Regions from separate parts of the Mus musculus genome. Here all the other regions are linked to region 1. The links are chromatin loops, found by intact Hi-C in ENCODE. Cell type or tissue: left cerebral cortex. All regions are shown on one strand. Links, peaks and the distances in the headings refer to the core of each region. The heading gives the core; the rest is flanking DNA. Region 1 overlaps Adam11 (a disintegrin and metallopeptidase domain 11). Region 2 overlaps Dcakd (dephospho-CoA kinase domain containing). Region 3 overlaps Eftud2 (elongation factor Tu GTP binding domain containing 2). Region 4 overlaps Nmt1 (N-myristoyltransferase 1). Region 5 overlaps Eftud2 (elongation factor Tu GTP binding domain containing 2).

What was found. Hi-C counts contacts between places; a loop is a spot of excess contacts. Peaks named below come from ENCODE experiments on the same cell type or tissue, not always from the same donor. Only the 100,000 strongest peaks of a DNase experiment are listed, where the experiment ranks them.
Region 2: a loop joins it to region 1, with 2.0 times the contacts of the local background. A loop is called at or near these places in 14 of 42 quality-filtered maps.
Region 3: it touches region 1 in a loop (3-fold over the local background); 32 of 42 quality-filtered maps call a loop at or near these places.
Region 4: it touches region 1 in a loop (2.1-fold over the local background); 2 of 42 quality-filtered maps call a loop at or near these places.
Region 5: a loop joins it to region 1, with 6 times the contacts of the local background. A loop is called at or near these places in 29 of 42 quality-filtered maps.

The regions. Positions count from the first base shown.
Region 1 is chr11:102,770,870-102,776,742 of GRCm38, forward strand. It overlaps Adam11 (a disintegrin and metallopeptidase domain 11), which reads left to right. Exons shown (of 27, transcript NM_009613.3): 5 at 366-451; 6 at 566-641; 7 at 1,046-1,112; 8 at 1,176-1,243; 9 at 1,586-1,660; 10 at 1,743-1,814; 11 at 1,966-2,132; 12 at 2,525-2,609; 13 at 2,708-2,798; 14 at 2,906-2,957; 15 at 3,397-3,496; 16 at 3,573-3,644; 17 at 3,763-3,855; 18 at 4,162-4,242; 5 more. Among named protein-coding and RNA genes, the nearest start is that of Adam11, 12 kb to the left of the region's middle. In left cerebral cortex, for the core only: CTCF peaks have their summits at 3,156 (motif pointing right) and 4,166; DNase peaks (open chromatin) are centred at 2,145, 3,160 and 3,933; H3K4me3 peaks cover 1,158 bases; H3K27ac peaks cover 937 bases.
Region 2 is chr11:102,990,199-102,995,906 of GRCm38, forward strand. It overlaps Dcakd (dephospho-CoA kinase domain containing), which reads right to left. Exons shown (of 5, transcript NM_026551.3): 5 at 3,858-4,974. The coding sequence ends at 4,683. Gm34620 (a long non-coding RNA gene) reads left to right here. Exons shown (of 4, transcript XR_389059.4): 1 at 1-476; 2 at 1,347-1,566; 3 at 2,281-2,417; 4 at 5,281-5,708. Among named protein-coding and RNA genes, the nearest start is that of Gm34620, 3.1 kb to the left of the region's middle. In left cerebral cortex, for the core only: CTCF peaks have their summits at 2,942 (motif pointing left) and 5,632; a DNase peak (open chromatin) is centred at 2,933.
Region 3 is chr11:102,848,838-102,854,710 of GRCm38, forward strand. It overlaps Eftud2 (elongation factor Tu GTP binding domain containing 2), which reads right to left. Exons shown (of 28, transcript NM_011431.3): 14 at 2,920-3,055; 15 at 347-474. Among named protein-coding and RNA genes, the nearest start is that of Higd1b, 16 kb to the left of the region's middle. In left cerebral cortex, for the core only: CTCF peaks have their summits at 3,245 (motif pointing left) and 5,122 (motif pointing right); a DNase peak (open chromatin) is centred at 3,245.
Region 4 is chr11:103,052,408-103,058,280 of GRCm38, forward strand. Nmt1 (N-myristoyltransferase 1) reads left to right here. Exons shown (of 12, transcript NM_008707.4): 5 at 2,791-2,882; 6 at 3,976-4,092; 7 at 4,958-5,128; 8 at 5,798-5,873. Among named protein-coding and RNA genes, the nearest start is that of Gm42090, 7.7 kb to the left of the region's middle. In left cerebral cortex, for the core only: a CTCF peak has its summit at 2,591 (motif pointing left); a DNase peak (open chromatin) is centred at 2,600; H3K27ac peaks cover 807 bases.
Region 5 is chr11:102,861,344-102,867,216 of GRCm38, forward strand. It overlaps Eftud2 (elongation factor Tu GTP binding domain containing 2), which reads right to left. Exons shown (of 28, transcript NM_011431.3): 8 at 4,227-4,317; 9 at 3,365-3,447; 10 at 1,268-1,434. Among named protein-coding and RNA genes, the nearest start is that of Eftud2, 17 kb to the right of the region's middle. In left cerebral cortex, for the core only: a CTCF peak has its summit at 3,139 (motif pointing left); a DNase peak (open chromatin) is centred at 3,131; H3K27ac peaks cover 359 bases.

The sequences.
Region 1 (5,873 bases), core at 403-5,402:
AGCTTGTGTGTGAGGGGCGGGGGGTGCATCTACAGCAGGTTCTGGTTAAATGACACACTGTAGGTGGCATGCTCAGGACAGGGCCTGGGGTATGGCAGGTCCTATGTAAGAGCCAGCTGTTGGTCTCAAAGGAGTCTGGGATCTGTTACCAGCCTAACAAATAGCCAGGAGCTGCTGCTGTGGCCTAGTGTCCTCATTTTACGGGGCAGATGAAGCTGGCCCAGAAAGTGTTAAGAGCTTGCTCACGGGTGACAGAACCAGCTTAAAGCCCTAGTGTTCCTGAGACCTCAGTCCCTCCCCTGTACTGTCCTGCTGCCTCCATGCTGGACCAAGGTGTCCTGTTCACAGCTTTTCCCACTCCACAGGGGGCTGGAGACCACTGCTACTACCATGGGAAACTCCGGGGCAACCCACAGTCCTTTGCTGCACTCTCTACATGCCAGGGGCTGCAGTGAGTGGGGGAGGGCATTCGGCAGCGGGGGGGGGGAGTGAGTGGGGGGCACTCAGCAGCGGTGGGGGCCTGTGCCTGGCCCAGCATGGTGGCGAACCGTGCCTCTCTCTACAGTGGGGTCTTCTCTGATGGCAACCTGACTTACATCGTAGAGCCTAAGGAGATAGCTGGGCCCTGGGGACCCCCACAGGTAAACAAGGCTAGCAGAGCCTTCCTGCCCTCCTTCTGATGGCCATGCTGTGACTGCCCCCGACAGCTGTGGCACCTCCTCCCCCGCCCCTCCAGTAACCTCAGCCCCACTGCCCTGGATGACTCCAGCTCTGGTTCCTACCTTCTGTGCCCCCATCTCCAATGTCCCCTCTGTCCCCCAAGTGACCTCTCACTGGGCTCCAGTGTCCTTTGCCCCTGTCTCTCAGGGCGCCCCCAGGTCTTGACCCTGGAATCTGAGCATCTGGGAGATCAGATCCGACATGGGAGCTCTGGCCAGTTCTGGGTCATCCCCGGGGTGGGGTGGGGGAAGGGCAGGAGCTGCCCCCAATCTGGGCTCAGAGCAGATCTGGTTGGCTCCCCAAGAACTAAATCCCCTCATTTCAGGGACCCCTTCCCCACCTCATTTACCGGACCCCTCTCCTCCCAGCCCCCCTTGGATGCAGGGAGCCAGGTAAGAGAGGGGAAGGGGGTGGGGCTGGACGGCCGGGCCCCTCTTACCTACTGTTCCCCACAGGCTGCCTGTTTGCTGTCCCTGCCCAGTCTGCTCTCCCCAACTGGCCCAAGCTAAGAAGGAAAAGGCAGGTACGGGGCCCGCACAGCCTCGGGCTGCAAGACCTTAGAGATGGTCCAAGGCAGGTCATCCCCTCCTATGGCTGGGCAAAGGAGAGCTCACAGCGATGAGGTCAGGGGCCAGGGAACTATCTCCAGAAAGAGTCCCCTCAACTCCTCCCTAGAACTGGTGTCTACACAGGTCCCCATTTTGGGGTCCTCTGCTCTCATTTCCAGGCTGGGAGGGATGGTATTTCCTGGCCAGTTGGGGGCTGGCACCATCCCTGACTGGGGACGAGAATGCCCCCTCCCCACAAGTCTGCCCATGGTTTGCTCATGGAGGGGACTGATTCCAAGTGCCTACCCGCCCTCCAGGTCCGCAGGGGCCACCCCACAGTGCACAGCGAGACCAAGTATGTGGAGTTGATTGTAATCAATGACCACCAGCTGGTAAGTTCCCGGGCTAAGGGGGGACCCTGGGATGAGGGGCCCGGGGGAGCCTTGCCTTCTTACCCCACCTTTCTCTCGGCAGTTTGAGCAGATGCGGCAGTCAGTGGTCCTCACCAGCAACTTTGCAAAATCTGTTGTGAACCTGGCAGATGTGGTAAGCACCGTCCCTACTCCCCTCTCCCTCTCCCCCACATGCAGGCATCCAGGAGTCATTGTCAGTCACTGACCCCCCCCTCCCCCCACTTCTTGGAAATATAGATTGCAGCCTCCCTCCAGCCCCTCCCCCATCTTCTCTCTGGGCCCAGATATACAAGGAACAGCTCAACACAAGAATTGTTCTGGTTGCCATGGAAACGTGGGCAGATGGGGACAAGATCCAGGTGCAGGATGACCTACTGGAGACCCTGGCCCGGCTTATGGTCTACCGGCGGGAGGGTCTGCCTGAGCCCAGTGATGCCACCCACCTCTTCTCGTGAGTCCCCACACTGTACCCTGCCAGCTTTTGCTGGCTGCTAGTTCTTACCGCCTGTGCCAGGCGATCTTTTCGGGGACCCTGCAGGTGGAGCTCACCTGCCACCTGCCACCTGCTTCCAGCCACATGCACCAGCTGGGTATCCTCTGCACCTTGGGCTGTGCAGGGAATGTGCTCTTTGCCTTTCTCTGCCAGGCTGCCCGTCACCCCTTCTTTGGTGATGAAGTACCCTAGTGATGGACAAACCCAATTAAAGGCCCTGAAACCTCCATTTGGCTTACGGGTGAATGAACCCAAATAGGGGAAGGGCTGGCCTGAGGCCACCAGGCTGATAGAAAGGTCTGGAACCCACTGCTCCTTTGACATCATCCTGACCACTCTCTCCCTTCTAGGGGTAGAACCTTCCAGAGCACCAGCAGCGGGGCGGCCTACGTGGGAGGCATCTGTTCACTGTCCCGGGGTGGAGGTGTGAACGAGGTGAGCACCCAGAGGCCCAGCCAGGACAGAGGCTTGCTAAGACCCAGTGACTGTTGGGAGCATGCAGACATCCTGTGCTCTGTCTTGCCCATCCCTAGTATGGCAACATGGGTGCCATGGCGGTGACCCTGGCCCAGACGCTAGGGCAGAACTTGGGCATGATGTGGAATAAGCACCGGAGCTCAGCAGGTACCAACAACCCTCCCAGACCCACACAGAGCCTCAAGAAATGAAGAAGGGGCCAGTGGGGGTGCTTCTCCACTCTATATCTCATGTGTTCTTAAATCTCCTCTTAGGGGACTGCAAGTGTCCAGACATTTGGCTGGGCTGCATCATGGAGGACACTGGGTGAGTTTTGGAGACAGACTTTGGGAAGGGTTTGGGGTAAGAAGAGGCCTTCGAGGAGCACTAACAGTCAAGATGGGTGGCTTCAAGAGGACCTAGCTCACAGGACTACTCAGGATAACCAAGAATATAGGTTATCTGTAAATAGCTCAGGGATGCTTGGGTACCAAAAACTGCCAGACTGCAGGGCGCACTCTGGCCACTGGGAGGCGCTCGAGCCTCGTGCGAGGCGCCGTCCCTCCCAGGCGTTCCGACACTGGGCTCTTTGTCCCGAGGTTCAGGAGAAAGAACGCAAGCGACGTCCTCCACCCATTCCTAGACAGGAGTATGGGATTGATTGTCGTGCAACCTCAGGGCAGTCCTTCGGTCTCCTTGTAGTAGTAACCAAGTCTCTCGAGGAAGGGCTGTCCCCAGCAACACAGTTCCCCTCTCGCCCGTCTAGGTTCTATTTGCCCCGCAAGTTCTCGCGCTGCAGCATCGACGAATACAACCAGTTTCTGCAGGAGGGAGGCGGGAGCTGCCTGTTCAACAAGCCCCTCAAGGTACTAGCGCGGAGAACGGGGAAGCGGGGGGTGGGCAGGGTGCCAGCCAGGCTCCCGACATCCCCTCTCCCTCCAGCTTCTGGACCCTCCCGAGTGCGGAAACGGCTTCGTGGAGGCGGGAGAGGAGTGCGACTGCGGGTCGGTGCAGGTGAGCGCTCCTGGTGGGCTCCCGTCTGGGCCCGGGACGCGCGCATGGGCTCCGGGAAGGGAGAATACAGAGTGGGAAGGGGCTAGCCCGCCTCTCCACTTCTCCCCGCGACCCTCAGGAGTGCAGCCGAGCAGGGGGCAACTGCTGCAAAAAATGCACCTTGACGCACGACGCCATGTGCAGCGATGGGCTCTGTTGTCGCCGCTGCAAGGTGAGGACCTAGCGAGCGGGAGGCGGGGGGCGGGGGAAGAAGCAAAGAAACGATTGGATGCCCTCGATAAGAGGCGGGAATGGGGAAGAGCTGAGTCTGTTTGGGCGGGCCTTGTCCCGAAGAGAGCGCCAATGGGGAATGAGTTAGGAGCTGAGGACCGGAGGGGAGAGTCACCCTTACTGCTGAGGGTGGAGAGGGACAGGAAATGAGAATCAGGCCTTGGGACCCACGTTCCAGCACATTAACCCTGGAAGGGCAGTGGGGAAATATTTATCCTTCCCAGAAACACATGCATGCTTTTCCTAGTATGAGCCACGAGGTGTCTCCTGCCGAGAAGCGGTGAATGAGTGTGACATTGCAGAGACCTGCACCGGCGACTCAAGCCAGGTCTGCCAAACCATCTGTTCTGTGGGAGCTCAAAGCAAGACAGCCCCCTCCCTTATAAGTTTGGCGCTGAAGAGTTGACTACTCTGTGTGTCCTCTCTGCTTAGCGGGTGGGGTAGCCGCAGCTGACCAGCCTCAGCTTTTTCTTCTCTGAGAAAGGGGTCTTTCGAGCCACCTACCTCTGTTCGGTCAATCATTAAATAAGCATTTGTAGTGACACTGGTATTCCTACCGCCTGCCCAGTGTCTAGTGTATTCTAAGGATCTGGTGGATCGTAACATGGGTTAACTAGGGCTTCTGGGGTAATGGATGCAAGAAACTGGGGAAGCTTGGAAAAGCTAGGAGACTTACCAGTCAAATCCACAGAGCCAAACAGGCCCCCATCTTTCGTGTGGAAGAGCCATGTGACATGTGGCCCCTTTGGGGTAGCTTTTGGTTCCTTGCATTCTCCCCCCACCCCCCCCCACACACACCCCGAACCTCAGCTCAGCTCTGGGCTACCCTGCTCAGCCAGCCTCTCTCTCTCTCTCTCTCTCTCCAGTGTCCCCCTAACCTTCACAAGCTGGACGGTTACTACTGTGATCATGAGCAGGTATGAGGGATAGGGGTGGGGTCCTTCCGTCCGAATTCAGTGCAGTCTTGTCTCCCTCAGTGTCTTGATGCTTCCTCTCCCACGGCTCATAGGGTCGTTGCTATGGAGGCCGCTGTAAAACCCGGGACCGGCAGTGCCAAGCCCTATGGGGCCATGGTGAGTCCAGAGACTCGGGAAAACCCAAAGCTCAGAGTTAGGCTGGGACGCTGGTTGAAGGAACAAGCCCTGCAACCAACGTGGCTTCTGAAGACCTTAGGCATCAAGCCTAAGGATTAGGCCCAAGTTTTAGAGGTGCAGGTCTGAGGTCCTAGATGGGATCCAGGGATCTGTGGGGTGATGCTTCCTCTCTCTCTTTCTCTCTCTAGCGGCTGCGGATCGTTTCTGCTATGAGAAGCTGAACGTGGAGGGGACAGAGCGTGGAAACTGTGGACGCAAGGGATCTGGTTGGGTCCAGTGCAGTAAGCAGTAAGTAGCATCCCCGCCCCAGGGTCAGGGAATCTCCAGAGGTAAAGGCAGGGCTCTAGGAAGAGCCTGTGAGGCCAGAGGGGAAGGAGCAGGCTCGGTACTTGGGTCTACAGAGAAATTTGGCTTCATCGACCCCATGTGTCCCTACAGGGATGTGCTCTGTGGCTTCCTTCTGTGCGTCAACATCTCTGGAGCTCCGCGGCTAGGGGATCTGGGGGGCGACATCAGCAGTGTCACCTTCTACCACCAGGGCAAGGAGTTGGACTGCAGGTGTTGTCTGGAACCGTGGATGGGGAGGTTGAAGGGACAACTGTGATGGGGACTAGAGGACAGGGGTTGAGGCTGTGTATACCATCTCTCCAGGGGAGGCCACGTGCAGCTAGCTGATGGCTCGGACCTGAGCTATGTGGAGGACGGCACGGCCTGTGGGCCCAACATGTTGTGCCTAGATCACCGCTGCCTGCCAGCCTCTGCCTTCAACTTCAGCACCTGCCCTGGAAGTGGAGAGCGAAGGATCTGCTCCCATCATGGGGTGGGTGTCTGGAGGCCAGGGGGAGCCTGCTGGAGGAGGCTCACA
Region 2 (5,708 bases), core at 709-5,708, 220 kb after region 1:
AGGCAGCGCGCCCGGGTCCCCACGGCCGGATCGATGGCACCGAGCCTGCGGGCTGCCGAGCGCCTAGCGGCGGGCGGTAGGCACCTCCTTATGAGGGCAGGATCGGCGCCCTCTTTCGGATCGCCGAGCACTGGGCGCACGGCCCGGGAGAGGCTGCGCCAGAGGGGGCACCTCAGAGAGCCCAGAAGCACCAAACCATGGTCACAAACAGAACCAGCCCAGACACCTCCGCCCCGATGTCTGAGCTTGCACACTACAACTGAGGCCTTGGAAGAAGGGCTCCCTGGGCGCTGACCCTGCTCTCCGGATGCATCTCAGCAGAGTAACTTTGAAGATGACCTCAATTGTGTTCTCTCTGCATCTTCTTCCAGAATCCCAGGTTCCTATTCCCTGCCCACGGCTGCCCATCTGTCTACCACTGAGTGGGCCAAAGAGCTGCAGGTGAAGCCTTTAATCCCAGCACTCGGGATGCAGAGGTAGGCAGCTCCCTCTGAGTTTGAGGCCAGCCTAGTGTACAGAGTGAGTTCCAGGACAGCCAGGGCCACACCAGTGAAATCCACGCCAGGCCCGCACCGAAGGAGAGCAGAAGAGAGGTTTTGGAATTGGAAGGCGAAGCATCTGGGGGTGGGGGTGGGGGTGGGGGTGGGGGTGGGGGTGGGGGTGGGGTAGCTATAACTTGGAGAAAGGGATGGATCACTTGTCACAGTACTTCTGGGGTTCCAGATAAACAGCCACAATGGCCGTTCACTGAGGACTGGGGCCCATAGACTAGTTTCTGCCCCTCAAGTACTGCTCAGTACTTTGTGGGGAATGCCCCATGACAGAAAAGGGGAGCTCTTCATCGGGGACTGGGAGATGGAGGCAGAGGCTCTGTGGTATGGGCTACTGAAGGGTGGCTGAAGACATTTCTGGGGGGAACTAGGGGAGGGAGGGATGGAGGGAGGGAGGGAGGGAGGGAGGGAATGGGGTTGGCAGAGGGGCATCCAAGTGAGCTCAGATCTTGGCAGACAGAGTGGAGGCCACTTGGTGTCCTTTCCCAGGAGCCTGAGGTGGGACCCCTGGCAGGAGGGTTGGGGAGGTGAGGAGGACCCCCGCCTCCCACACTTCCATGGTCCACCTTTTAGACTGAAAGGCTGGCTACATTTTTTTTTTAATCCATTAGCCAAGTCAGGGTATTCTAATATTCGAAGCCTCCCCTATTCTCCTATGCTGGGGCTGTCTGTGGAATTGCAGGTTTGTAGGCCCTCAGAGTTTTGTAGGGTCCCGAGTGCCACCCCGTCCTATTCTCCAGTTCTCTCTGGAGCAGATGGGTCTTATCTGTGGCTCTCCATCTTCCTCATCTCCAGGCAAAAGCCCTGAAGCACAATACTTCGCCTCAGGAATCATCCCCGTGGGCCTTTAGCCTCTGTGTTTCTCTATGGCTTGGGGCACCAATCTCCCCGCAAAAAAAGCTGGATCCAGACAGAGCTCTGCGTGAGGCTGAGGAAGGACCTGCGGCTGAGGACCCGCAGCTGGTGTCCTCAAGAGACTTCCCACCCACCCCCTTCCTGTGCTTCCTGCTCAGGGGTATGTGTGTGTGAGAGAGTGGGGATCGGCTGCAGGCTCCCTGCCTTCAGCCGGAAGCCCCTTCCCTGCCCGCACGTCCATCGGAAGCCTGCTCTCGCTCCGTCCCCCAGCCCCCCTTCCCGGAGGGCTGAGCTGTGGTGGAGCTAAATGATTCCCTGTAATTGGCCGGCAATCCAGCCGCCCGACTTGTTCTATCGACATGCTGGTTAGCTGGAAATTGTATTGGAATCTGAGTGATGGGGAAGGGAGGGGGTGGAGAGCAAGGAGAGGCGGCTCTGGGTCCCAGCTGGGTGCAGCTTCAGACAACAGCCGCATCCTCCCTTCCCTGAGGGGAGCAGGACACCACATCTCATTACCTTCACTCGGCCTCTCTGGCCATCTTCAAGGGCCTCTCCTGGCCATCCATGCAACCCCCCCTCGCCTGCAGTCATTTCTGCCGCCCAGTCCTGGAGATCGAGTGCCTTTGTGAAACAAGGGCCCCTGGGGAAAGACACTATCCTCCTGTCCAGTTACTCCCAAGCTTTCTCTTGCCCTGCCCCTTGTCCCATAGGATAGAGAAGTCATCTGAAGAGTTGTCAGTTAGGGCAGATAAAGGTGTCAGTACATCATCGTTGGGAATCCAGAATGGTGCTCACAGCACTGGGTTGCACCTGCCTCCACCCACCTCTGAAACCCGTGTAAATTCTGCCCCTACATCACCCACACCGTTTGCAGAACTGGGAAGATTTGAAGATGATACAGGCTGTGCTTTGGTCAAGTGCAAACCCATGATTAACCTTGGGCAAGTTGGACCAGGAGAGGGAAGCAGCTTTAGGGGCTGCCTGCATCCTTCAACGCTTGCCAAGAAGCAGGTGAGTGTGTGCACACAGCATCCTCCTGCTCCTCTTAGGGTGGTTGAAGCCCAAGCTAGGAACTGTGGCCCAGGGACAGGAGGAAGAGACAGACAGAGGCAAGATCTGGCTGGGCAACTCAATGGTGTCTAACCTCGTAATCTTGCTTTAGCTTCTCTAAGGCTGGGATTCCCAGCACGCACTTCTGCTCCGAGACTCCCATCTGAGACTTTTTGTTTTGTTTTGTTTTGTTTTGTTTTGTTTTTTTGTTTTTTCAAGACAGGGCTTCTCTGTATAACCTTGGCTGTCCTGGAACTCACTTTGTAGACCAGGCTGGCCTCGAACTCAGAAATCCACCTGCCCCTGCCTCCCAAATGCTGGGATTAAAGGCGTGGGCCCGGCGAGACTTTTTAATTGTTGCTCAGGATCAGAGAGGCTCTGAGGCAGTCTACTGTCCTGGGGGTGGGGGTGGGGGGTAAAGTTAAGGGCTCCGGCTTGGGCCCAGATCCAGGCTTGAGTGAGTGCTGCCACCTGCTGGCCACAGGGGAGGACACCTGCTCTGGAGAGGCACAGGTCCAGTGAGCCAGCCATTCCCCAAAGCCACCTTAGCCAGTGGTCAGGAGGGCAGCTGAGGTGTGGCCAGGGCCAGCACACAGCTACACTAGCTTCTGCACACCTTCCAGACCAGTCTGCTCTCACGCTCTGCATCATCTTAGATGCAGTTTAGAGAGGGGCTGAGGAAGTTCCTGCTTGAATTCCAAGGTTTTGCAAAGGTTTTTACTGTCCTCAACTTATCATGCAGAAACCAAAGGTAAGGAGACAGAGCTGGACCCCAGACCTGGGTCTCTGGCTCCTCCTGAGAGGGGACTCAAAGTCTGCAGTTCCGAGTCTGCACTCTCCTAACCAAATCCCTTGGTGGTCTGCTGTACACGCAGTGTCCCGCACTCCACAGGATTCCAGGATGGGTCTCTCAGTTACAGGGCACCGCTGGGGTTCACAACTCTGCTCTGCCAGGTTTCTGCTCGACCCCACCCACCCGAGGGAGCAGGCCACTGTGACACTCTGTGAGTGACAGCTCTTCACTGACCGTCCCAGCCCTTTTTTGTTGCTTGGAAATGTGCGGGGAGCTAATGAGCTGCTCTCCGAGGCTTAGGCAGCTCTGTGAAAGGGGCATTAAGAATGGCCACTGCTGCCTTCACATTAGTCACACTCATTTTTGGCCTTAATAGGCTGCTGCGAACAAGATCTACACATCAGCAGGTCTGTAGACGCCGGCCGGGAAGGCTGATGTCTGCACCGGTCTAATTGGGTTGGGGAAGAAAAAAAGCAGACCTGTGGCGAGTGTATGTGATCTCCCCACGGCTCCACCGACTTCCCAGAGGTGCACAGGTCTGACTAGAGTCCTATGCTTAGGCCCCCTCAGTGTGAACAAAGGCCAAGTGGAATTCAGTGGACATTTTAGAGCAATTCCATTTATTGAGCACCTGTGGGGCAGGCTGTGGTACACTAGAGTGGAGATGAATCGGCCCTGCCATCTAGAGGCGTACAGTCTGGGAGAACCCAACCAGGTTACGCGTTATTCTCTCGTGGATTTGGATGAGACAGGAAGGTGATCTCTATAGCACCTAACTCAGTCTGGGGCTGCTGGAGCCTGACCTGGGGCAGCCAGGGGTAAGATACTGCAGGGCAGGGAGCATGTGGGGAAGGCACAGAGGTAGGAGAGCTTGGGGCCTGGGGAATGCCGAGAGCACGGGGTGGTGGCTAGCTGTGAGGAAAGCTCCATCAGAAGCTGGACTGCTCCAAAGGGCTCTGCTCGACCCAGCCACGGCACGCCCAGGAGGAGAACCACACTGCACACAGGAGAGCTCTATTTGAAGGAGGCCTTCAGTCTGGAAGGATTTGCTGTGGTCCACTAGACAGCTTGTGGCCATGATGCGGCAGATGCTCTGGAAAGGTTCAAGCCCAAGACACTTTTGGCTACACAGTCGTAACCATAGGGAGAGCCGCAGAGCCTGCTAACCGCTGGTTTCCTGCCACCATGGATGTTGTTCTGCAGTGGTAGTTAGGAATGGTAGGGCTCGGGTGGGGTGGGGTGTCGGTGTGTGTGTGTGGGGCGCGGGGGGTAGTGGGCTTCTTTTGCTGAGTCCCAGACTGGTTACACTCCAAAGCCGCCCCACCGCAGGGGCCAGTCTCAGAGTCAAGAGAGTTGTAGTGTTGTGGACATGGTACCTAACTCAGGCCTCCAAGGAGAAGGAAGCCTAAGGCTTGCTGCCTGGGTGTACCCAGCTAGGGGGAAGGGAGGAGGTAACGGGTGAGCAGGTAGAGGAGACTGGCGATGCCTGCGAGGCCCGTCAGGAACCCAAGCCGCAGCGGCAGATACTCCATGGAGCGTTCCAGCTTGGCGTGCAGGAGGATGGCCTGGCGTCTGGTGAGGCTCCACTCGCCCGAGTTGTCCAGAACGTGATTGGCCATGCGGGCCTTGTCCTTCAGGGGCAGCTGGGCGTTGATCCTCGCCTCTGCATCCTCCCGGTTCAGGTTGTTCCGCTTCATCAGCCGCGCCAGCTGTGTATCACGGTCACTGAGGGCAGAGCAAACGTGACCATGGATCCCAGCCTCCCTCTCCAGGGCAAGATTCAGCAGTGGGCAGCTAGGTCTGGCCCAATTTGGAACAGAGGCCAAGGCAGCACCTTCCCTTAGGAGACTCCCTCTCTTGTAGCCACACAGAACGGTGACAAGTCCTATACAGCAGGGCCCCTCGTCCTATCAACCAGTAGACCTCTGACAAGAGCAGGAGAGAGGGCTGTAGCCCTTGTTCTCCACGATCTAGGCCTTTCTGCCTGCCAATCAGCCTGAGTTTTCCTTGGGACAATTTTTACCATTCCAGGCCTTTATTTGCAACCAGAGAAAACAGAAGAGAGCCAGACATGAGAGGAGCCTTCTCTATGAAAGCCAACCTCACTACAGAGGACGCAAGCTTTAAATGCCACACGTCTATGGCTGGGGAGCCTGAAGGAGAATGGAGACGGCTGTCAGCTGCTTGGAAGTACACCCACCCTCCCAAAAGTGTGGTGCAGAACAGAGAGGCCCGGGCTTCGGGCTGTGACGGTGACACTTGATTCTGTTATGGCTGTGTTTTCCTTTACTCCTCCCCTGTCTTCTCAGAAGCATCACAGATCACACAGGTCCAGTCTCTGTAGGAAGAACTCCAGGCGGCCTCACAAGGTATAGCTCCTCCTGGTGACTAGCAAGCAGTCTAACATTCCTCTTCCGTCCCTACATACAGTTTTTTAAGAGCTTTGTTTTCTGAGCGTT
Region 3 (5,873 bases), core at 627-5,626, 78 kb after region 1:
ATGCTGAGCTCAAGCATGCGAAGCATATATCCTACCAGTGATACATACTACGTACTAGACCTTGCGCCCAGACTGATGTTTTTAAACATCCATGTGAAGAGACAGCTGCCGAGTTTCTCTGCTCTCTTCCAGGCACCATGCCCTACCCCGTCCTTAACCTGTCTCATTTTCATCACAGCCACCCCCTCATTAGCATCCTTAGGTCACAGACTCGGACAGCCACGACCAAGCTTGGACTGCAGGACTGACTCTGCTTACAAGGAGGGACAAGCAAGGACAGCAAAAGAGCAATATGCTTGCACATCGCTGTGGATGCAGAAGCAGCACTGGGGGCATGCTCCCTTACATCTGGGTCACAGTCGCTCATGGCCTCGCCAAGGTCAGAGTCCACGCCGCCAGTGTAGGTATGCTCGATCTTGGGTTTGGCGCCCACCTTTGGAGATGGAATGTGCTGCACACACATGTCCACAAAGCCTATGGAGGAAGAACAGGAAGCCATTACTATACCACTGGTACACGTTCTTCGTAGGTAAGTGGGTAGAAGGAACATATGGACTCATCCCAGAAGCTAACACTTCTAAGGAAATCTATTTCCTATGAGGAGAAAACACACACTTCTAGAGTTAGACTGATGTCAGGATTTGTTTTGGGTTTGTTGTTGTTTTTTTCCGAGACAGGGTTTCTCTGTGTAGCCCTGGCTGTCCTGGAACTCACTTTGTAGACCAAGCTGGCCTCGAACTCAGAAATCTGCCTGCCCCTGCCTCCCAAGTGCTGGGATCAAAGGTGGCCACCAGTGCCTGGCATCAAGAAAGTTTAAGAAGCAGGTCTTAGTGGGACACAATTCCTTAAAATCTAGCTCACAAAAAAATTAAAGACTCTGTGATGGTTTGTATATGCTTGGCCCAGGGAGTGGCACTGTTGGGAGATGTGGTCTTGTGGGTGTGGGCTTTAAGATTCTCATCCTAGCTGCCTGAAGCTTTCTGCTAGCAGCCTTCAGATGAAGATGTAAACTCTCAGCTCTGCCTACACCATGCCTGCCTGAATGCTGCCATGTTCCTGCCGTGATGATAATGGACTGAACCTCTGAACCTGTAAGGCAGCCCCAATTAAATGTTGTCCTTATAAGAGTTGCCTTGGTCAAGGTGTCTGTTCACAGCAGACTAAGACTCTACAACATTCTATCGCTAAAGAGAACCATGCTTTTATTGAACACAAGTATTTGCTGAGTTCTGCACTTTGCCAGATAACTTCCCCATGTGTCCTCCTTAGACTTACTTAGGACAGTCCTCAACTGACCAGCCTGCCCTGAGAAACACTGCATGTTTCTAGTCAGAAAGCTACTCTGCTTCCCTAGCCCATTAACATGCCTTGAAAGAGAGATTGCTCATTAGGACACTGGGATTGGTAAAACCTTTTTCTTCTTCAGTCTGGAGATCAAACAAATGAGCCACAGTCCTAGTACCAAGCACATCTGCTTTGACTAGGGTCCAGTGTCTTCAGACTGATGGCCAGTCCAGAGTTAATATGAGCTTTAAAGGTTCAGACATCAGATTTCCACCAGACTTAGAATCCATGATTGCTAAAAGGAACCTTTCCTTGTCCCTCCACTACTCACTTTTTGAGATAGGTTCTTACTATATAACCCTGGCTATCCTGGAACTCTATTTTTAGATCAGATCAGGCTGGCCTTGAACTCACAGAGATCCACCTGCCTTTGTACCTAAGTGCTGGAATTGAAGGCGTGTGCCACCACTGCCAGCTTCACAGCTATAGACAGTACCTTGCTCTATAATTCAGGAAAATGCTACATAGTCCATGCTGGTCTTGAACTCATGACAAACCTACATCAGTTATCAAGTGATGAGATCAAAGGCATGAGCTACCATTTCTGAACACTTGTCCTTATTTACAGACGAGAATCAGTCACAGAAGAACTAGGAGGCTGGCTTGGTTACCCCCTGAAAACTGCAGGCCAGAATAAAAACTCAGATCTTGCCAGGTGAGTGGTGCATACCTTTGATCTCAGTACTCATGAGGCACAGGTGGCCAGATCTGTGAGGTCTAGGACAGCCTGGTTGATATAGTGAGTTCCAGGCCAGTCATGACTGGATAGTGAGACCATGTCTTCAAATCAACAAAAATGAGTTCAGGTCTTATTGGCTTCTACATAACTGAGACAAGAATGGGGCTCAGCAGGATGGGAAGGGGGTTGACCAAATATGACATTTCCCCACAGGCTCCCCAGGAGGGGTACAGTTTGAGGAGGCTGCAGAACCTTTAGGAGGTGGGCCTTGCAGGAGGAAGTAGGTGGCCGGGAAACAGGTTTTGTGTCACAGTCTGGCTCTATATGTAGCTTAGGCTGTTTCCTGGTTTGTGAAGATGTCAGGAGCCAGTTGTCCACTGTCACCATCGTGAATCCCACCATGTCTTTCTCTCCACAATGAACTATACCCTCTCAAAGCACAAGCTGAAATAAACTGTTGCTATCAGGTGTTGTCACAGTGATGAAGAAAACCAAACATCTCCTGAGTCCTCACCTGCATCTTCCCAACTAGCGCATATCCCTAGACACCTTCCTCCTGACCCCAGTAAATGGACCAAGGCCTGCCACCATCTGCTTCACCTGCATGGGAAATTGAATTCCTTTTTCCCAACACAAGGAGCAACTAAAGAAAACAGTTGGGAAAACCCTGTTGTTGGTTTAAATACTATCATGACTCTGCTGCCCCTGCAGGGAAGAGAGCTTCCAAGCCACCGTGGGAGGACACACACAGGATCGTGTTTGTTTTTCACGGTGAGGCATCATGTGCCCAGAGTGTCCTAAGATCCTCACCTACCTGCCAAGCTGCAGCACTGCAGCCGTGAGCCACTCTGCCAGCCAAGGACAGTAACGTCACGGGCCTTGAACGACTTTATTACCTGTGAACTCGCCAAAGAACTTTTTGCAGACCAGCCTGAGCAGGGGGCGGATGTTCAGCTTTAGCTCTTCCTTGGTGAGGTGGATGCCAAGTTCGTCCAGGGTCCTTGGCAGGCTGGTGTCCACATCACCCACCACCTGTGCACATAGAAGGTCAACTATGTAGTGACAACCCTAGAGAAGTATTCCACATGAGCGAAGGGGGCCGAGACAAATCTTACAAGGAGCCTCCAGCGGGGAGGGCTCTGGGCAACAACAGTCTGATTTGGAGGAGTGAGTCTATGCTACCTAGCCTTGACCTGGTCAGGTCTCCACACACTGTCAGTGCTGCCCCCTGGCGTCTGAGCCATCCTACCTAAACACTGCCCAGATTTGGAGGCTCATTTATTACACTGGAAGGAACCAAAAAAGGCCACCTGTCAGTACAGAGCTAGGCTAAATCATCCTCTGCAGACTTAAGGTCTCTCTACAGTGGCAGATTCTATAAATTTCTTTTATTAATCCATTCCAGTCTGACACGAGATCCTAAGTGTTTTCTATCACTGATAAATTCTAGTCATTATTTTGTTCTGCTGCTATGTTCTCTTCTTTTGTGGGATGCAACGGCCACACACGGTGTGTGCATGTGACCATCCATCCGTACGTGTGTATCCACTGTACACAGCACTGACTGGACAGCCTGCATATTCTAGTCCTGTCTTGGAAGAAAGATCTGCATGAACGCTCCTGCAGGGTACTTTCACCTCCACAGCTCGGCGCTTTAGCACGAATTCATTAAACACAGTGCTATACTCTACTTGAAGCATCGCAAAAGCCTAACCACAGCCTTCCTAATTCCCCCTCTCCCTCCCTCCCTCCCTCCCACCTTCTTTCTTGTGTGGCACTGCAGACTGACCCTAGGGATAATCACACGTGAGGCAAATGTTTCATGGAGATACACCATGATTCACTCAGCCAGGGTTTCAATGAGATGAACATTTAACTTATTTCCAGCCCTGTTTTAACTTTTTGTTTTGAGACAGGGCTGAACAACTAAGTTGCCCAGGCTATCTTTGAACTAACTGTAGCACAGGCTGGCCTCTGCCTTCTGAGCCTCTCGCTCCAGCATCTTGACACCAGAGTCTACAGGCTCCATGACCAGGCAACTACATCCTTACTACCCTGTCAACCTCAAAAACATCACATGTGCTCTGAGATGGTCACAATGAAGCTGTTACAACCATTCTGACAGACAGACACAGCACAAGCAACTGTTGTTTGAGCCGGGGTCTTCTCACTGTTGTGTAAGTTGGTCATCTTCCTTCAGTTGCAGCCTCCCTAGTAGTTCAGGGCTGACTACAGGTGTGCACCACAGAACCCAGCATTAGGCATTCTTTTAGTGACTGCAAAATACTTCATTTTATGAGATACATCGTGATTAACTTAGACAGGTTTTCAATGATATAAACACTTAACATATTTCTAGACTTTTCTTTCTAGCAGTTATAGATAACAGTATGATAAACATCTTCCTTAGCTGGGTATAATGACACACACCTTTATTTTTAGCACTCAGGAAGCAGAGACAGGTGGATTCCTGTGAGTTAGTTAGTTTCTTTCTTTCTTTCTCTTCTTTCTTTCCTTTGTTAAAGATTTATTTCTATTTTATATATCTGAGTATACTGTTGCTGTGGCTGTCATCAGACACACCAGAAGACGGCATGGGATCCCTTTACAGATGATTGTGAGCCACCATGTGGTTGCTGGGATTTGAACTCAGGACCTCTGGAAAAGCAGTCAGTGCTCTTAACCACTGAGCCATTTCTCCAGCCCCTCCCGTGAGTGGCGCTTAACTGAACTCAGGTCCTCTGTAAGAGCAGTAATATTCTTAACTGCTGAACCAACCCCCCCAGATCCTTTGTTTTTTGAGGCAAGGTCTCAAGTAGTCAAGGCTAGCCTCTAACTCACTAGGTAGTTAAGGATATGCATTGAAGTCTGATCTTCATGTCTCTAATTCCTAAATCCTGAAAGTACTGAGATTACAGGCTTATGTTCCCAGGCCCTGTGTATGATAGACAAGTACTCTACCACACTGAGCTATATGTCCAGCCTCCAAAACTTTTTAAAATTTTAATTTAATTTTATGTGTATGTACAAATGCATTGAGTGTGGTGGGTGTGTATACCATATGCATGCAGATGCCCAAGGAGACCAGAAGAGGGCACCATATACCCAGGAACTGGAATTACAGGTGCTTGTGAGCTGCCCAACAGGTGCTCACAGAATTCTGAGCCTCACTGTCCCAGGCAGATTACAAATGTGTGGCTGTAGCCACACATAATTGTGAGGTACTGCAAAGTGACCTCAGGTTCCTTACAAGAGCAACAAGTGAACTTAACCACTAAGTTGTCTCTTCAGCCCTCCAAAAGGTTTTGCAATTTTTGAGACTCTACAAGTCCTGGCTGTCCTAGAACTTCCTACGTAAATTGGGCTGGCCTTGAATTTAGATCTGCTTGCCTCTGCCTTCCCAGGACTGGGATTAAGGGTGTGTGACTCCTGGGTCAAAAGGCTTTTTTTTTTTTTTTTTTCCATTTTTTATTAGGTATTTAGCTCATTTACATTTCCAATGCTATACCAAAAGTCCCCCATACCCACCCACCCCCACTCCCCTACCCACCCATAAAAGGCTTTTAATAAATAATTGATGATGGGGGTGGGGAGATGTCTTAGAGCACGCTGTGAAGGCATGAGGCCCTGCGCTGGAACCAATACCCACATAACAAGCTGGGTGTGCTTGTAGACATAGCCTATCCCAGCACTGAGAGATGGAGATGGGCTAGAGAAGTTCACTGGCCAAGCAATCTAGGCAAGTGGTGAGCTCTAGACTTAGTGTATGATCCTGCCTCAAAAAAAGTGGGTCGAATGTTAAAGAGGAAGACACAGACATCAACCTCCGGCCTACACACATGCACATGCC
Region 4 (5,873 bases), core at 596-5,595, 280 kb after region 1:
TGGGCATGCCCAGACTCTACAGTAAGAGCATGTCATAGGTGTAAGGGTGAAAGTTGACTTCTGAAGTTCCTATTGTGGAACCTTATTTTTTTTTCTTATTTTGTTTATTTATTTTGCTTGTCATTGGTTTTCTTTTATTTTGTTTTGTATTGGGGGCAAGTTGTCTCTCTCTTACGTAACTGGCTATCCTGGAACTCACTATGTAGACTAGGCTGGCCTCGAACACAGAGACCACCTGCCTCTCCCTCCTAAATGCTGGATTAGAGGCATTTGACACACTGCCTGGCTTCTTGTCCGTACCTTGCTTGACTTGTGACCTGGGCTGCTGAGGGTCCTGCCCTCCACGCCTTTCCTCAGTGGCGACCCAGCACCTTGTGCATTTTTAATAATGGTTCATGTCTTGAGAAAGCACTCTAAACAGTGAGCTTCAACCCCAGTAGCTGCCTCTTTATTGTTGTTATATTTACTAGTGATTTAAGGTGAGCTTGCATGTGGGTATGTGACTGTCCTATTCAGGACTTTTGTTACTGTAATAAAACACCGTGAACAAAAGCAACCTGGGGAGGAAAGGGTTTATTTCAGCTTACACGCCATGAGTAACAGGAAGTCAAGACAGAAACAGTCTACTCTTTTTTATTTATTTATCTTTATATATAATCTGTAAGTACACTGTAGCTGTCTTCAGACACCCCAGAAGAGGGCATCAGATCTCATTATGGATGGTTGTGAGCCATCATGTGGTTGCTGGGATTTGAACTCAGGACCTTCAGAAGAGTAGTCAGTGCTCTTAACCTCTGAGCCATCTCTCCAGCCCCTGAAACAGTCTACTCTTACGGAGGCATTTTCCCAAATAATATTTCCTCTCCCTAGATATGCTTGGTTGTGTTAATTTGGCAAGACTAACCAGCACAGGACATGTGGGGCCCAACGCTACATTTGGAGCTAATTATAGATGGTTGTGAACATGTGATCTGGGTGTCGGGAAGTGACCGGGGTCCTCTGGAAGTGCAGCAGATGTCTTAACCACAGAGCCGTCTCCCCAGTGTCTAATTCACATTCTTCATGTGTGTTTAGCAGGAACCGGGTGTGCCCAAGTGTGGGTGCGAATGCATCCATGTACTTAGTTCTGGTTTGGTTTGGTTTGGTTTGGTTTGGTTCTGAGAAAGGGTCTCACTGTGTGGCCCTAGCAGGCCTGCAACTTGCTCTGTAGAGCAAGGTGGCCTTGGGATCACAGAGAGCTTCTAAGTGCTGGAGTGACAGTCCCACGCCGCCATGCCCAGCACGTGTTCAGGGTTTGTTTCTTAGGCGGATGTGCTGGTATAGCAGGTGTGTGTCGCCAGCACCTGATTGCTGGGCTCGGGATTGAACCCAGAGCTCTGTGTGTACTGGACTATTCAACAAGGACTCTACCAACTGAGCCACGTACTCCCCCCGCGTACTCCCCCGGCCACTTTCTTATTTCCCCTTGAGTCAGAGTCTTATTATGTAACCCTGGCTGGCCTTGAACTTGAGTCAAACCTCCTGCCTCACTTTGCTGAGCACCGAGATTGCAGGATGACCACACTGGTTATCCTCCTGTTTTAACATCAGGGATTTAGAATTTTTTTCTCTGTAAGGAAACACACACACACACACACACACACACACACACACACACACACACCCTCCCAATTTATTAAGTGCCTTTTTCCTTCAACTAGATTGTAGAGATCCTCTCAAGGACCGTCAGCAGTTCTGCCATACCTGTCTTAGGAACAGAGGGGTTGGTTTGGTTTGGTTTGGTTTGATTTGGTTTTTGTTTTTTTCGAGACAGGGTTTCTCTGTGTAGCCCTGGCTGTCCTGGAACTCACTTTGTAGACCAGGCTGGCCTCGAACTCAGAAATCCACCTGCCTCTGCCTCCCAAGTGCTGTGATTAAAGATGTGCGCCACCACGCCCAGATGCTTCTTCTTCCTTTTTTTTTTTTTAAAGATTTACTTATTATTATACATAAGTACACTGTAGCTGTCTTCAGATATGCCAGAAGAGGGCATCAGATCTCATTATGGGTGGTTGTGAGCCACCATGTGGTTGCTGGGATTTGAACTCAGGACCTTTGGAGGAGCAGTCAGTGCTCTTACCTGCTGAGCCATCTTGCCAACCCCCTTCCAGCCCCCTTCTTTAGCTTTTTACTGGTGAGGTGGGGGTGGGAGGATGGGAGATGAGAAGCAGGTGTGGGCCATAGCATATATCCCTGTGGAGATAGAGGGCAGTGTTGTGACGTCAGTTCTCTTCTGCCTTATGTGAGCTCCAGGAATTGAACTCAGGTCATTAAACCAGTTTTCTTCTACTTGGGCCAACTGATGGGGATGGCTTATGAAGGCAGAAAAAGTTTGTTGGGCTAAATGAAAAAATCCAATCATGTTTTTGGTTTTTTAAATATGGCAGTGGTGTCCTGGAAGTAAGTGATTCCTTAATCAGCCCCCAAACTCACTTCTCCAAAGCATGTTCACAGAAAATGGGAGGCTTCCTCTGGGGACCAGGGTAATCTTAAGTAGTTGGTTAGCAGGTTCTATAGATGCAGCTGTGTACTGAAGTGTGCGACCCTGCCCTCTAGTGGTTCCATTTCTTATTGCAACCAAGGGTTCTTGTTCTAAAAGAAGCCAACGTTCCATGCCTGGGTTGAAAGGGATTGTGAGACCTGGGGTGGATTTGGTAGTTTGCTTTGTCCTTCTGTGAAGCCTGGCGCTGCGTGGAGTTGAAGTTGCCCCGTTTGGCAGAGCATCTCAGTGAGCTCCCTCTCTCTCCGCAGCTGAAAGAGCTGTACACCCTCCTGAACGAGAACTACGTGGAAGATGATGACAATATGTTCCGATTCGACTATTCCCCAGAGTTTCTCTTGTGGTAAGTCATAAGGGGTGTCTTTTATATCTTTATTTAACTTGGAAACAATAGGAATTTGTTTCTCATGATTCTGGAGGCTAGGAAATCGAAGGAGCCAGAGGTTTAGTGTGATAATAGCCTGGTCTCCAGTCTCCAAAACCTCTCCTAGTTAGAAGACAAAGCAGGTAGCAGATCCCAAGAGCCAGCCGCTGAGTGTGAAATCTCTGTGTCCCTCAGTTTGTACATCTGGAGACTTGCTTTAAGTGGTGTTTAGAACTGAAACCTTCCTTAAAATAAATTGCTAGAGGGAGACATGCAGAGTTGTTTCCCAGCAAAGACCATATACTCCATGGTGACTTTCTCAAGGGGAGAAGAGCAGAAGAGCCCTTAAGATTGGAAAGAAAGTTCCTTACAATCCAGTTATTGAGCATGCTCAATTATAGAAAAAGTCTATCCTGGATAAACCATCTGCTATCCTGGGCTACACTCAACCTCTCAGCAGATAGAGGCACGAGGCTGAAGTGGAGCAGGATCACCCTGGGAGGTAGGGAAAGCAGAAAGGAGCGATGCTGAGAGGCGGGACAGAGCCCAGGGTCTCAGAGCACCGTGTAGTTCCTTACCAAAGGACGACTGGCTCTTTGCGTAGAAGACCTCCAGTCCAAGCTTTGAGATGAACATAAAGGCTGGGCGTGGTGGCACACACCTTTAAAATCGGCACTCGGGAGGCAGAGACAGAGACAGGCAAATCTCTGTGTGTTCGAGGCCAGCTGAGGCTACACCATAAGAACCTGTTTCAAAAAACAGAAACACAGAACCTAGCATACGGCTGTACTTAAAAGGCTGAACCAGAATGGTCACAAGGTTCAGGCCAGCCTAGGGGACCTACAGAACCTTGTGTGGTGCTGTAGTGTGGTACCAAGGAACTTGCCTGGAATGTATGTGCGAGACTGGGCACCATCTGCAGCACAAGAAGGTGCTGTGAGAAACGGTTGTGTCTTGATGTGTTGGTGTCCAGGAAGTCTTGGTCCTAAAGAGAATACAGTTGCTAACCCCAGGTGTTAGTACCTGCCTGCTATGAGCAGTGCCACAGCTCCTGTCCCTGTCTCTGTTCCAGGGCTCTCCGGCCACCAGGTTGGCTCCCACAGTGGCACTGTGGGGTCCGAGTGGTCTCAAGTCGGAAACTGGTTGGGTTCATCAGTGCCATCCCAGCAAACATCCACATCTATGACACGTAAGCACCAGCCCTGTGGCCATCATCTTGCCGGTTTTGGAAGAGGAAGGCTACGCAGTCACTGTTGGAGGAGGATGGAGGGGCTGGTGGAGTGGAGGCATCTGTGTATTGGGAGTGACACTAGTCATAGAACCACATGTTCTGACATACATGGTGGCGCACACCTTTAACCCCAGCACATGGTGGCAGAGGCAGGTGGAGCCCTGTGTTCAAGGCCAGCCAAGGCTACATAGTGAGGCTATCTCTAAGTTGTAGCTGGTAGCCTTGTCTGTGACCTGTAGTGAGGCCATCCACGCCTGCATTCCTGCCCCAGTCACACGCTGACACACTGAGCAGCGTCAGAAATGGGCAGGAGCCAGTGTGACTCAGGCTCAGATGGTTTCACAGTCATCTGCGGCCATCTTCTGGGTGTACAGGCTGTAAATTCATGTGAGAACCAAAACCTTGGAGTATCTGCCGGCACTGGGACACACCTGTAATCTAAGCTTGGGTCAAGGCTGGCCCGAGTTACTTAGCAGGTTCAAGATCAGCCTTGTCTCCTATCTAGATGAGCCTTGATTTACTCTGGGGTTTCTCCATTGCTTGCCTCAGGTGGGCCTCCCAGCCCACTCTCAGGATTCCACAGGGCAGTGCTAGGGGTGCCCTCAGAGAAAGGCATTTGAAGGCGCCCCCGTCTGTTTTGAAGTAGATGGTGTGAGGCAAGCTTGCCAAGGAGAAAGTGGTAGTGGGTGGGGTCCCCAGTAGTGACTACTCAATGGAGACTACAGCCGAGTGCATCCCTTCGAGTGAGGTTTGCCTGCTTGGCAAGATTCCTCTTACGTTGAATGGGGAAAGTTGTGAAAGTCAGCAATTTGCCTCTCTTCAGAGAGAAGAAGATGGTGGAGATCAACTTCCTGTGTGTCCACAAGAAGCTGCGCTCTAAGAGGGTGGCTCCAGTTTTGATCCGAGAGATCACCCGGCGGGTCCACCTGGAGGGCATTTTCCAAGCTGTTTACACTGCCGGAGTGGTGTTGCCAAAGCCTGTGGGCACCTGCAGGTAAGAGTTGCTTCCTGCAGGTCCTGGGAATGCAGGGGAGGAGGAATGTCCCCGAGACACAGCATTGCCCTTTTCTGGGCCAAGTTTTTTTGGGGATGGGGTACTGGAAAGAGGCAGATGGAGAAGATTTCGGAATGTAGGGAGAGTATGGTTCAGGGAGTGGGAAGAAAGATTAGACATTGTCGAATTGGGATTGCCAGCAGTTAGAGTGGGGGGAGGGGTTATGAATATTTTGTGGATCAAGGGGAGCTTGTCTGATGATCCCTGTGTAATCTAAGGATGACCTCCATCTTAGAAAGTTGTTTGAAACAATTGAATCCTCTCTGCCTAGAGAGCTGCATAAATAATAACTGCAGGAGAGTACAGAGCAGGCGGGAGGGGGAGCGAGCGCCTGCCTGCCAGTCTCCTGGGCATTGTCAGCCTTCCCCTGGCCTGATTGCCGGAGAGAGGATTGTGCTCCCCAGACACCTGATCTAACAAGGAATGGCTTCTGAAATGGAAGAGCAGGGAGGGAAGATTCCCTGGCCCCCTGGAGGAAGCTGAGGCTGCTCTTCTAGAGAGGGGCTGCCTCATGACACCTGCTATCACCTTGAGGTCCCCTGCCCTTGTCCTCTTAATGAGTGGGACTACCCAGAGTCCTCTGAGGCCAGGACATTTATGTTCCTACAGGTACTGGCATCGATCCCTAAACCCTCGGAAGCTGATTGAAGTGAAGTTCTCCCATCTGAGCAGAAATATGACCATG
Region 5 (5,873 bases), core at 572-5,571, 91 kb after region 1:
GTTCAAGGCCAGCCTGGTCTACAGAGTGAGTTCCAGGACAGCCAGGGCTATACAGAAAAACCCTGTCTCGAAAAACAAACAAACAAACAAGCCATTCAGAAGAATCCAGGAGTGGAGGTGTAGTCCTGTAATCGCAGCATTTGGGGGGCTGAGGCAGGGGCTCAAGGATCAGGACGTCTCCTTGGGCCATCAGAGCTCTCCAGGTGCCACTGAGTACCAGCAGTGCACAGCCAGACTGCTAACTCGGGTCCACACTTGTCAACGTGAGTCTCAATCTTTTACCGTCTTATGAAGCAGATAGATGTGTATGGTGTGCACACGCCAATAGGAGAGTGGTCAGAAAGCAACTCTGTGCAGTCTGTCCCCCCCCCCCCATCTCTACCTGGGCTCTGAGGATTGAACAAGATACAGATAGGCAAGTCCCTTACCTGCTGATCCAGCCTGCCAGCCTTGGTGTTTTCTGATAGTGTCTCATTCTGCAGCCCATGTTAACCTCAAACTCCTGGCAATTCTGCTGCAGCCTTCTGAGTGCCAGGACTATAGGTGTGGACCATTATGACCACCTCAGGCATTCAAATCAAACTACTGTTTGGTGTGTATTCTGTGTATGTGGATGCACGCAGACAGAGAGACCAGGTGACACTTAGTGTCACCCTCTTATTTTCCACTTTAATTTCTGAGGTTTTGTGGGCAAAAGCAGAACATGGTGCACAGGCAAGACACCCAACGCATAAAACAAGCAACAACCCACGAGCTCTGGGGCTGAGAGATGGCTCAGAATGTAGAGCAGTGTTATTTCTCTTGCACGGGACCCAGGTTCAGTCCCAGCACTTACACAGACGCTCTCCACTCTCTGACCCGTTAGAGACTCTAACACCTTACTTACGACTTCTGTAGGTATCAGGCACGTACAAGGTACACATACATACGATCCATTCAGACACATAAAATCAACAAATAAACAACAAACAAAGCTTTAAATATGCAACCCAACCTAACACGGCTGGTCTGAGGTAACGGTGAGACTTGTTTAGATCCTATTAACAACAAAGCCAGAAGTGTGTTAAACAGCACGACTGGTTAAGACACTGAGCTGATAAGACTACGCTTGGAGTCAATCCTGTAGAAACCTGACGTGTACTGTCTGAGTTGTCCGACAAACTCATCAACACACACCAAAAAGTTGCTCAAGGGTAAAATTAAGATTTATAAAAGCCAGACTCTCCTAAAGACAGGAAATCCTCAGGGTCTCTGCAGGGTCTTGTACCTTATTAATCCATTGACCTCATCCACAATGTGTCGCAGCTTGTAATAAGCATCTGTTGGAGGCAGCTTCAGCTCCAAGATCAGCCGGTCGATTTTGTTGATACACACGGTGACTGCTAACCTTTCCTGCACTGCGTGCTTGATCAGCCGCTCTGTGTTCAGCATCACCTGAGAAACACAAGGGTCTAGAGGTGGTATGAAGAGCAGAGGGCACAAAATCTACAGCAGAACCAAAGAGAACACGCTCAGCACACTCAGTACAAGGGGGAGGACCTGGTGAAGTGTCAGCTGGAAGATCATGCCCACGGCAGATGCAGAACTGATAAGAGGGTACCTACTCAGCAGCACAGAGAAGCAAGTAAATACGACGAGGACTGGAGACCCAGGCGTCTCAGCACCAGAGAAGGGACTTAGAAGGCTAGGAAGAACTTATTGGATTTAGAAGTATTAGGATGAATGATGTACAATCTCTTTTTTCTTTTTGCTGTGATCCTAAGGATTAAACCCAGAGCCTTGTCTGAGCTACATCCCCAGGCCTTTTTAGTCTATTCTGACACAGGGCATTACGAACTTGTGTAAATCTGCTGTCTTCCTTCCTGCCTTGGCCTACAGAGCCATTATGACGACAGGTATCCGCCCATGCCTGGATGAATAAGCCATTTATTGCTTGTTGTCACTTTTTCTCTCTCTCTCTTTCTTTTCTTTTCTTTTCTTTTCTTTTCTTTTCTTTCTTTCTTTCTTTCTTTCTTTCTTTCTTTCTTTCTTTCTTTCTTTCTTTCTTTCTTTCTTCACTTATTTACTTAGACAAGGCCTTGGTTTGCAGCCTCAGGTTGCCTCGGATTTCTAGTAATCTTCTTACTTCCAAAGTGCTGTGATTACAGGCACACAAAGCTACATTCACTTTGAATGTCTGATGCTTTTAACACCCCTGTGCAGAAAAGTGACAGGTGTGTGGGTGTGCATTAGATAGTTGTGCTCAGTGAATGGGCCTAGAAGTGAAGGATCACAGCAGCAATGAGCACCCCCAGATCTTTGTTTCTAAATAGTGGTCTCCCCTATATAGGAAGCCAGAACTCATTGAAGAAATGGCTGGTGTTAGGACCAGAGCAGGGAAAGTGGAAAAAAACAAGCAAGTACTAAAACCCGAGCTATGTCAAAGGGTGAAAGAGTCAGCCACAGGAACCTGAGAGCCCAGATGGGTCAGCCAGAGTCTCAGGTATGAGGATATGCTGGGTGGAGAGGTGCACATCTTCAATCCCAGCACTCAGAAGGCAGACCTGGGCTAGACAGTAAGTTCTAGGCCAACCTGAGCCACACAGCGAGATTTCTTTTTAATTTTTTTTTCTTTTTTCTTTATGGTTTCTCGAGACAGGGTTTCTCTGTGTAGCCCTGGCTGTCCTGGAACTCGCTTTATAGATTAGGCTGGTCTCAAATTAAGAGACTCACCTGCCTCTGCCTCCCAAGTGCTGGGGTTAAACCTTTGCCAGTCTCTTTTTAGCTTTAAATTTACATTTATCTTTATGCGTGCGTACGTTCCTGTAATGGTGTGGTATGGATGTCAGAGGACTTTTGGAAGCTGCTTCTCTGCTTCTACCATACGTAAGCTCAGAGACTGATCTCAGGTAGCCAGGCTTGGCAGCAAGTGCCGTAAGAACTAACCTACTTGACAGCCCCACAGTGAGATCTCATCTCAGTAAAAACAAAAAACAAAGAAAGAAAACAGTCTGTAAATACTTTCCTACAACTCACAGGAACAGACTCAAGAGAACATGTTTCTAGTATAGAGATAAATCATACACAGACAAGAATGAGTTCCTTGTACAAGGTTTGACTAAGTCGGAACAGTATTTAATAAGGCGCCTCTGGCTCCCTCTGCTGGTGTCTCATGCGGAATGGTATGAATGAAGTTATTAGCATATCCAATCTTTCAGTTTAGAAACATAGACTTTCAAGTACAATCTTTAACTCTGAATGTCGCTTACTTCCCTAAACTTGGAGAAACCCTGAGCCTACAAACTTGCATGTGTCCTGGCTCTCAGAAGAATTAGTAGGGGCATGTTAACAGGGGACTAGTTTCTAAGAGCCCAGACAAACTTACCCCCTCAGCAGCATCAATGAAAAGGACCACTCCATCTGAGATGCGCAAGCCAGCTGTGACCTCATCAGAAAAATTCACATGACCTGAAAAGCAAATATCCAGCTATCGTTTGGTGGAAGGAGGCAGTTAGCTTCTAGGGTGACCCAAGGAACCAGTCCTATGAACTCCAAATATCCTTCTTCCTGCCCACAGCACCTCACAGTGTATAAACTTCTCCCATTTGAGTCCCATCCTGGGATTAAAGTTTTATACAAGTCTCCACATAGAGACGGTAAAGCAGTCGGCACACCAATTTAGTCTGACAGGTACCCAACAGTGCAGGAGCTATGATGATCTGGAGACAGGGGAATGGCAAAGGAAGGCCTAGGAAGCATGGCGAGCCGCTCCAGGCAAGGCACAGCTAGAGGACGGGGTGGCCGGGGCACCAGAGTGCCAGGCATGGGAACCTGATGGGGCACTGAAGGCAAGTCTGCCAGATCCCAGATTGCCCAGACATTAAATCAAACACTTATGCATCAAGTCAGCCCTTTCCACGAAAGAAACAGCTGGTGGCAGGGCCACGGCACCCTGACACACTTTGTCCACTTCTTTGGGGTTAGGTCTGACTCACCTTTATTTCATCATGGCTAGGCCTGGGGCCTAACATAAACTGAAATCAGTGTGCACACAAAGTTCCTAAAATTTAAAATTCCACAGGGTTTGTAAAGATGGATGTGACATCAAAGGCCAGGAGACTACTATTGTGTCAAAGAAAAGGAAACCCTTGAACAAGAATACAAACACCAAGAACACTCCGTACTGCGGAAACGGAACACAAACAGAGCGTGGACAAGGCTGTGACAGTAAAGGTCAAGGGGCCCACCTGGCGTGTCCATGATGTTGAAGAGGTAAGACTTCCCTTTGGTGTCCGGCAGCACCACCGTCACCGGAGTGCTCTTGATGCCGACGCCTCTCTGAAATCCACAGACAGATACTCAGGACTTATCCCCGACCAAAGGAATCCCTCAGCTCCTGGGGTTTATCAGCTGCTAACTGATCATACAAATGGTTCTCCTTGTAGTGGGTGTAATTCTTTCTTTTTATCTAGACCTCTGACATGATTTTTTAGATATCACACACACACACACACACACACACACACACATTTTTTGTTTGGTTTGTTTTTTGTTTTTAAGACAGGGTTTCTCTGGCTGTCCTGGAACTGGCTTTTAGACCAGGCTGCTCTCAAACTTACAGAGATCTCTCTGCCTCTGAGTGCTGGGATTAGAGGCCTGTGCACACATACTTTTTTTTACAGTGCTAGAGAATAAACTCAGAATATGTACATACTAAGCAAGTATTCTACCACAGAATTACATTTCCGGTCCCAAAACTAATTTTGGGGGGCGGGGCAAGGAATATTAGGAATTGAATATCTCACATACTAGGTGATCAATACCCTTAGCTCTGAAGTTTTATTTTGAGACAAAGTCTCACTAAGTTGTTCAGGCTGACCTCATCCTTGTTCTGTAACCCTGGTAGTTAGGCTTCGAATAACTTCCTTTCTGGCTGGCCTCTAACTCAGAGACCCATCCACCTGTCCTGCCTCCCAGTCCTGGGACTAAAGGTATGAGCTACTACACAAAGCTGGATTTGAATTTCTGATGGGGCCTTTGGAGTAGCTGGGATTACAGGTCTGTTCTACCTTGTACATCAGCAAGCAAGGTAATGTGCCTTAATCAGTATTGAAGGGCAATTAGTTAAAAAAAAAGAAAAATGAGAAGAGCAAGCAATGATGTAAGCTCAGAGGCCACAGACCCCAGGTTCTCACCTCCTTCATTGGAAACAAAGCAGGTGAGTGTCATAAAAATAAAAAGAAACAATCTGGGTTTAGGGCTTTTTGTTTGTTTCTTTGTTTGTTTGTTTTATGCATATGAGTACACTGTAGCTGTCTTCAGACACACCAGAAGAGGGCATCAGATTCCATTACAGATGGTTGTGAGCCACCATGTGGTTGCTGAGAATTGAACTCAGCACCTCTAGAAGAGCAGTCAGTGCTCTCAACCTCTGAGCCATCTCTCCAGCCCTTGGTTTTGTTTTTAAAGGAAAGAAATATTTAGAAGTTCTCATAGGAAATAAGTATTTTAAAAGGGGGGAAAGCTGGGCACTCGTACTGTGGTATACCATTAATGCCAACACTTAGGAGGCAGAGGCAGGAGGATCTCTGTGAGTTCAAGGTCAGCATGGTTTACATAGCAAATTCCAAGACAGGACTATAGAGAGAGACCCTATCTCACCCACAACCACCTTAAAGGAAGAAAGAAAGAGAGAGAGAGAGAGAGAGAGAGAGAGAGAGAGAGAGAGAGAGAAAGAGAGAAAGAAAGAGGGAGGGAGGGAGGGAGGGAGGGAGGGAGGGAGGGAGGGAGGGAAGGGAAAAACCTCTGAAACCCACAATGAGGCCTCTAACAGCAGCACTGATGAGGCTGCGGCAAATGATGTGGAGTCTGAGGTCAGCATGGAACCACTGAAA